Regions from separate parts of the Homo sapiens genome. Here all the other regions are linked to region 3. A link is a loop called in an ENCODE intact Hi-C map of the cell type or tissue named here. Cell type or tissue: CD4-positive, alpha-beta T cell. All regions are shown on one strand.

What was found. Peaks named below come from ENCODE experiments on the same cell type or tissue, not always from the same donor. Only the 100,000 strongest peaks of a DNase experiment are listed, where the experiment ranks them.
Region 1: a loop joins it to region 3, with 20 times the contacts of the local background. A loop is called at or near these places in 3 of 110 quality-filtered maps.
Region 2: it touches region 3 in a loop (6-fold over the local background); 7 of 110 quality-filtered maps call a loop at or near these places.

Annotation. Positions count from the first base shown.
Region 1 is chr3:42,600,853-42,603,352 of GRCh38, forward strand. NKTR (natural killer cell triggering receptor) reads left to right here. Exons shown (of 17, transcript NM_005385.4): 2 at 132-212. The coding sequence starts at 155. It also overlaps a transcript of SEC22C not described here. Among named protein-coding and RNA genes, the nearest start is that of NKTR, 1.4 kb to the left of the region's middle. RefSeq lists a silencer at 1-137. In CD4-positive, alpha-beta T cell, a CTCF peak has its summit at 1,228; a DNase peak (open chromatin) is centred at 1,239; H3K4me3 peaks cover 1,240 bases; H3K27ac peaks cover 829 bases.
Region 2 is chr3:40,523,791-40,526,290 of GRCh38, forward strand. It overlaps ZNF621 (zinc finger protein 621), which reads left to right and starts at 1,170. Exons shown (of 5, transcript NM_198484.5): 1 at 1,170-1,484; 2 at 1,989-2,074. The coding sequence starts at 2,051. RefSeq lists enhancers at 772-861, 1,140-1,952, 1,512-1,651 and a silencer at 1,052-1,211. In CD4-positive, alpha-beta T cell, no CTCF peak of the experiment used is centred here; a DNase peak (open chromatin) is centred at 1,061; H3K4me3 peaks cover 1,565 bases; H3K27ac peaks cover 1,381 bases.
Region 3 is chr3:41,960,943-41,963,442 of GRCh38, forward strand. ULK4 (unc-51 like kinase 4) reads right to left here and starts at 1,161. Exons shown (of 37, transcript NM_017886.4): 1 at 1,074-1,161. RefSeq lists enhancers at 1,131-1,290, 1,441-1,490. In CD4-positive, alpha-beta T cell, no CTCF peak of the experiment used is centred here; DNase peaks (open chromatin) are centred at 629 and 1,249; H3K4me3 peaks cover 2,037 bases; H3K27ac peaks cover 1,966 bases.

The sequences.
Region 1 (2,500 bases), 640 kb after region 3:
GCCTCCTGCGCTGTCGCGACGGGCCGGCGTGAGGCACCGTGGCGCGGACTTCGTCTCAGCCCCGCCCTCGCCCCTGCCCTCGCCCCCGCCCTCGCCCCTGCCCTGACCGCTTTTCTCCCCCTCTCTCCCAGCTCTTGCCGCCACCTCGGTCGCGATGGGGGCGCAGGACCGGCCGCAGTGCCACTTCGACATCGAGATCAACCGGGAGCCGGGTGAGCTGGAAACTGGGGAGCGCTGCTGGGGCCGAGGCCTGCCTTGGCGAAGGGGAGGGGTCTACCCTCAGCAACCCTCCCCCGGCCTTTTTGGGAGCGGGTAGGAGGCGCAGGCAACTTTCCGTTTTCTCTTGAGAGAAAATCAGTGGGAGAGGAAGGTGGCCTGGGCACACCCCTAACTCGCAGTCCGGGCCTCTTCCTGCCAAACCCCACACACCCCGCTGCATCTCCGGACTGAGTCCTCGTAGCCAGCCTGGCGCCAAGAAAAGGAGGTGCAGTTCTTTGAGGACTTTTTCTCTCCCAGTGTCTCCGTGAGGCAGACACTCCCGATCCGATTTCCGGTTATCTTGCTTGGTGCTATGAAGTTTCAACTAGTAGGAAATATTGTGTGTTTCCTAATCACGATATATCACTAATATGTTAATTTTGCCTCTATTTTTCCTTAAGAATCTTTAGCTAGAATTTCGTGGTTCCTGGGAAAATGGCTTAGTGAAGATCTTTTGTGATAAACCAGAGCATTTTGTACCAGCAGAATTGCAGCATGCATGCACTTAGCATTAATGTTTGTCTTTAGGGAATCCAGACATTTGTTAGTGTATTTTTTTTAAATGAAACATTTCCTTCTAAAGCATAGTTATTTCATTCTAAGTAGCAGAGCGTGCAGGGTTTCAAACTGTTTTCTTAGCTTTTTTTGTTATCCGTGACAAAAGTTTTAATTGGAGACATATATATATGTGTTGTCTTTGTGCAACATCTTGTTCTGCATATTCTTATGAGAGCCTGCTACTGTTCTAGGGTCTGGAGATAGAGCAGCGCATAAAACAAAGGCCTCTTCCTTTTATAGTTTATATTCTATTGGGGGGAAGACGGACAACTAGGAAAAAAATAACAGTGACTTGTAGTTGGGATACTATTTTAATAAGTTGGTCAGACAAGGCCATTTTGAGAAGATGAGATTTAAGCAGGTATCAGAAGGAGATGAAGTGAGCCGTATTTAAGAAGAGCATTCGTGGTAGAGGGAAACAGCACAGCCCTGAGGTGAGGAGTAGTATACAGTCAGGCGCCAAATGACATTTCTATCTTTAACAATGGTCTTATATATAATACCTTTTTTTGGTAACTTTTTAATGTTTAGCTGTGTTTAGATATACAAATACTTCATTGTGTTAAAGTTGCCTACGGTATTCAGTGGAGTAACATCCTGTACAGGTTTGTAGCCTAGGAGCAAATAGACTATATAGCTTAGGTGTGTAGTAGGCCGTACCATCTAGGTGTGTTTAAATACATTCCATGATGTTCACACAATGACGAAATTGCCTAATTACACATTTCTCAGAATCCGTCCTGGTTATTAAACAATGGAGGACTGTACTTGCATGTTTGAGGGACAGCAGGGTGCCCAGTGTGGCTGGAGTAGAAGAGGAAAGAGAATAGTAAGAAATGGCCTGTAGGACTGACTCAGTGAGGTAGGAAGATATTAAAGGGTTTCGAGCAAAGGGATGAGATAATCCTGGAAATTTGGTTGCCTTCTCTCTCTTTTTAATGTTTTTAGCCTTGATTGATCTTTTTTTTTTTTTTTTTTAAATAAGTGTTACTAGAAAGCCTTGATGGACCTTAATCTTTATTTTGTAGTGAATCCATGCTTTAGATAACAGGGTTATTTTCTATTAAGAATTAAAAATAGCTCACGCCTGTAATCCCAGCACTTTGGGAGGCAGACGCGGGTGTATCATTTTGAGGTCAGGAGTTCGAGACCAGCCTGGCCTACATGGCGAAACCCCATCTCTACAAAAAATAAAAAAATTAGCTGGGCATGGTGGCTCTCTTAGTTTTTGCCTGTAGTCCCAGCTATTTGGGAGGCTGAGACTGAAGGACTGCTTGAGCCTGGGAAGCAGAGGTTGCAGTGAGTAGAGATTATACCACTGCATGTCAGCCTGGGTGACGGAGTGAGACCCTGTCTCAAAAAAAAAAAAAAAGAAAAGAAAAGAAAAATAGTAGATTGCTGAAGAGTAGAAGTATGACCAAGCATGGTGGCTCATACCAGTAATCCCAGTACTTAGGGAGGCCCAGGCAGGAGGATTGCTTGAACCCAGGAGTTTGAGACCAGCCTGGGCAATATAGCAAGACCCTGTCTACAAAAAACAATTTTTTTTTAATTAGCCAGGCATGGTGGTGCTCACCTGTACTTGGAAGGGTGAGGTGGGAGGATGGCTTGAGCTCAGGAGTTTAAGGCTGCCATGAGCTATGATTGCACCACTGCACTCCAGCTTGGTCAACAGAGCAAGATC
Region 2 (2,500 bases), 1.4 Mb before region 3:
GCAAAAAAAAAAAAAACAAAGTCTGTCCATCTTAGCAACCACTTTGATACTGGAGAAAGGCTCCTGTCCAGAAGGAAGGGCACAGTAGTGAGGTACTTGCCAATGAGCTGGGTAGAGCTGCCACTGGCTGGCTTCGGGAAGTGTTTATCACTGACTGGCTCATGTTCAGAAGCTTGGAGTGAGGCTGTTGTGTACTGGTTGATTTTCAGAGTACGTGTACTGATCTAAAATTATGTAAATTAATGGCAAGTACTTGTTAGTGACTTGGGACTTTGGTCAAAAAACAGTCTTTTCCTTTCCTGAATATGAAAAGTAAGTTCTTTTAATTAGCAGCCTCCCCTCTTCACTGTTTTTTCTTCCTGCAGTCCAACTAACAGAACAGACCATAAAGGTCTGTCCAGATCATTATTTATGGAAGTATGAGATATATATATTTCAGCTGGTGTTAACATTTTATTTAAGTGCCAGTTACTGAGCAGAAAAATAGCTGTAACTACGAGTTTTTGTAATTTATTGGAAAAAGCTAAATATAAGACATTTAGGGTGTCCTCCCAAAGTCAACACAGGACAAGATCATTTAATATAGGACATGTCCTGTGTATACAGGATGCCTAGCAACTGTATGTAGCCACGGGTGTTTTGGTTGTTAAATGAATCTGTCCTAAAAGGTTCTACGCACATCTAGGTCCTTGGAAGGGAGAGGGCTAAAACGGCGAGTGGAAACCATGGTTTCCCTGAGGACTGCCCAGCTGAGGACCCAAGCAAGATCCTGGGCTTGGGCCTCTTAGAGATGACAAAGCAGGCGCCATTCTCCCCTCACCTGCACGGCCCAGGCTTCAGGTGAGCCACGGGGCCAAGGCGGCCAACAGCTGAGGCGCAGCCCGTGAACTGGGGGCCCACTTGTGCCTAGAGGGCGAGGTCTCGGTAGAGCCAGGCTGTATCAGTCCGTGACACTCCAGCCAGAGGCGATGCCGACGGCTGCCGGAGAAAGCCGGGCTTAGAGCGCCACAGTTCCACGCCCGCCGCCGGCCTCTCAGCCCAGCCGGTCGCCGCAACCTCGCCTCTTCCGCAGGGCGGGGCCAGCCATGAAAGGCGGGGCGGGTCTGGCCACGGGGCGACCGAGATGGCGGCCTCCGGGGGCCTAGAGGGACCCTGGGCGTGCACTCGCCCTTCCGGCTCGGCCTTTAGTTAGTGACCAGCTCCTCGGCGTTCTGCAGAGCGTGGGTTTCAGCGAGTTCTACGTGCCAGGTCCGCCCGGTGCCGGCTTCCTCGCTGCCCCTGGCGGCTCGTCAGCCCCCACTACCCCTGAACTTGGTCCCAATGGCGGCCCGCCCCTCCTTCACCCGGACCGTGGGCATCTGGGCCTCGCCGAAGCCGTCAAGGTGGCTGCTCGGGCTTCTAGAGCCCGTGTCCAGCCCTTTGCCACCGAGGCCTGATCCTCTTTTCTGCCCTAAAGAACTTGCCCTGACAGCCTCTGGCTCCCGGTACTGACGTTTCTGATGTTTGGGGTTGCCTGTTTTCTTGGGTGGAGTGTTAAGATCACGGTTGGGTGGGGTCTCCGGTCAGCATCACCCACTGGGACGCTGAGTATTTTACCCTTAATCCGCATTCAGCCACCCCAGTCCCTCTTCTCCTGAGGTTCTTTCTTTTGGGTCCACGTCATCGTCCCTGTAAGCATTCTGTAAAGACTCTTTACGTTTGTAGAGACCCAACACAATAGGGACAGGGCTCTTGGGTCCCTCAGTTTACCCGTACGAATGGGCTCAAAAAAAGCTCTTCGGACTGAGCAGGCAGGTGGAAGATTGTCCTGAAGACTAGGCAGAACAATTCATAAGAAGTTTGGGGCTATCAGCGTGAGAACAATTAGAGGGAGTCCTAGTAGAATCTCCGTGCATCCAGTGCTGGAAATGTGGAAACTGGGAGGGCCATAGGTTGCTGTAGGTGGTGGACGACAGGGTCCTTAGCACTCATGGCTCTTTTTCTCTTAGCTCTTGAGGATCTTGCTTGTCCAAACCCAGAAGACAGTGCATGAAGCCAGGGGACATCCGCCATGCTCCAAACAACTTGGCCTCAGGTGAGCTGAGCTTCTTTCAGTTTTTTTGTTTGTTTGTTTATGTTTTTTTACTCACATTAGCTATCAGATAATCAGGAAAGGATGAGGAAGGCCTAACTTGGCCAAGCTGTGTTTTCCCCTTTGTATCTATCTCCAGGGCTATGGCAGATGTAAATATGTGCTGGGGAAATGAAAGTTTTGTGTATAGAGAGTGATGAGTTTGGATGTATAGATTTAAATGGAAGAAAGGGGACCTATACCAAGAAATTCTTTCTGAATGTGGAAATCCAGATCGTGTTCTAGAAATGAAAGTCACCTACTGAAATCAGACTCATTTTTTGTGAGACGGAGTCTCACTCTGTCGCCCAAGCTGGAGTGTAGTGGCACTATGATATCGGCTCACTGCAGCCTCTGCCTCCTGGGTTCAAGTGATTCCCATACCTCAGC
Region 3 (2,500 bases):
CACCCCTCCTGATCCCCAAAAGTTAACCACCCCCTGACTTTCGTAGTCATCACTTCCTTAGGTTTCTTCATGGTTTTCTCACTCGAGTGTGCTTTCCCAGAAACCACAGTTTAGTCTCTTAACCTATAGTGCTCCTAAGGAAGTCTCTCTTAATTCACAAGTTCACCTAAGAAGCATCTAAGAAGCCAGAAGGCAGAGCAAATCACATACAGGTGCAAATGAGGCATTTAAGAGTCGGGGGCAGGTCCTACATTCAAGGAACGCTGAGAGCGAACAGGTGATAAGAGCGCACAGGTGCCCACTTTCAGCACAATCATGACTCCCGCACCAGAAGCATGAGCATCACCTGGGACTTAATACAAAAGAAAAAGTTATCGGCCCTGCCCCAAATTTACGGAATCATACACTACGGCGGTAGGGCCTGGCCTTCTGTGTTACTACACGCCCTGGGGTGACTGGGATGCGCTCAAGTCTGCGAAATGCCAGCCAAATCAACCCCGAGATGTAACCGATGGCGCGCGCCACACTAAGCACTCCATAGGTGCTCCTCCTCGCCGCACTTCACAGACTCAATTATCACAGACTCAGGGGCGCTACGTAGTCACTCACCCCCCCCCCCCCCCCCCCCGCTCCCCAGGCAACTCGCGGCGGGCGAATCGGCGGCTTTCGCGGCCTCGCTACGTCCGTAGGCATCAGTCCGCGAGACCGGCTGGGAGCCTAGGAAGCGCTGCAGGGCGGTGAAGACGCGGTCCGCTCTGGGAAGTTAAGAGATGGCGTCCATAAAGCACATCTCCCAAGCCGAAACACACAAGCACTCTCTCTCCCCGCTGCACCCAGGTCCTAGAAGAGGCGTCCCGTGTGCCCTTAACTAACGCCCGGATAAAAACGGGCGGCTTTTTTAACACGAGCGCAAAGCAGGGGAGCGCAGGGGGTACGGGGTCCACTGGCAGAAGGAGAGAGGGCGGCCAGGCGCCACCACCCACCCGCCCCGGCAGGCCTGCGCGCTCTTCCGCGACCGCTTAGGCAGACACGAACTCAGACTCGTAGCTACTAAAACCGCCACTGCCACGCACCTGGTAGCTAAGTCAAGAAAAGAGTCCAGTCCACTTGGCTGCTCCCGCGGTTGCGCGCATCTCGGCCTCTGCCTCAGGACAGGTCCACAGGCCCAAGAATGGGGGAGAAAGCAGTGAAGCAAAGCGGAACGCGCGGAAGAAGCCGACCAGCCTTACGGAGGCGACGCCCCTCCAGGTTTGGATTCGTCCATACGGTTTCCACGGCAGCACACAGAACGCCGGAAGAAGCTCAGGAAGCCGACTGGCTGTGCAGTTTCCGTTCCTGTTGGCTGGGGCCCGGAAGTGAGAGACCACGAGGGCCCCTCCCTCCACCCAAAGGGCATCACGCCCTGCCTTTGGACGAGCCCACAGGCCAGAGACTGGGGCGGGAAGTGCTGGAGTAACAGTCATAGTGGTCGGCCCACCATCCCTCTATGTTTGGATTTGCTCATTCCATCTCCATGGCAGCACGCAGAACGCTGGAAAAACGCAAAGCGCTGATTGGTTAAGAGTCTCAGTTCCTATTGGCCAGAGTCCGAAGTGGGAGCCCGTGAGGGACTACTCTTCAATCTTAAGTGGGTGCTGAGGCTAGAGTGTGGAGAACTGAGACCTCGTCATTTCTTCTCTTCCCGTTCCCACTGTCCTTCTGTTTCCTTCCATTCTTTTCTTTCTGGCTTCTTCTGGGAGCTCAGGTAGACATGGTGGCATAGTCTGGATAACCAACGCCTCAGAAGCAGGGGCCCCGGGGTCCTCACCATTTAGAAAAGAGAAGGCTGTGAATTACCTTCCTTTTTGGAGATGGAGGAAACAGATGAGACACTCTGATCTCAAGTTGATTGTGTAAACTAAAAATAAAAGTTCCAAGCCCCCCTACCAACTGAGTGGATCCCTCCTCTGGGCCAAAGGCACGCCAAAGTTAACCTGAAGAACTAGCTCAGGCAATGATGGGAAGATGGGGTGGGACAGGCCTCATTATACCCTCCTCCCGTTGGAATACAGGCACAGCTGACCAGCGTTAACATTAAACAGAGACCTTAAGACTGACAAAACAGACTTTTTTGCAGCAATAAGATACCAACATGGCAGCAGGCCCCAAAAGACATTGAAGTATTTTATCCTGATATATATATACACACACATAGACAAACACACACACACATATACTCTTATGTATACATATATACTCATATACGTATATATATATATATTTTTTTTGAGACAGTCTCGCTGCATCACACAGACTAGAGGGCAGTGGCGCAATCTCGGCTCACTGCAACCTCCACCTCCTGGGTTCAAGTGATTCTCCTGCCTCAGCCTCCCAAGTAGCTGGGATTACAGGCGTGTGCCACCACACCAGCTAATTTTTGTATTTTTAGTAGAGACAGGGTTTCACTGTGTTGGCCAAGCTCATCTTGAACTCCTGACCTCAGGTGATCCACCCGCCTTGG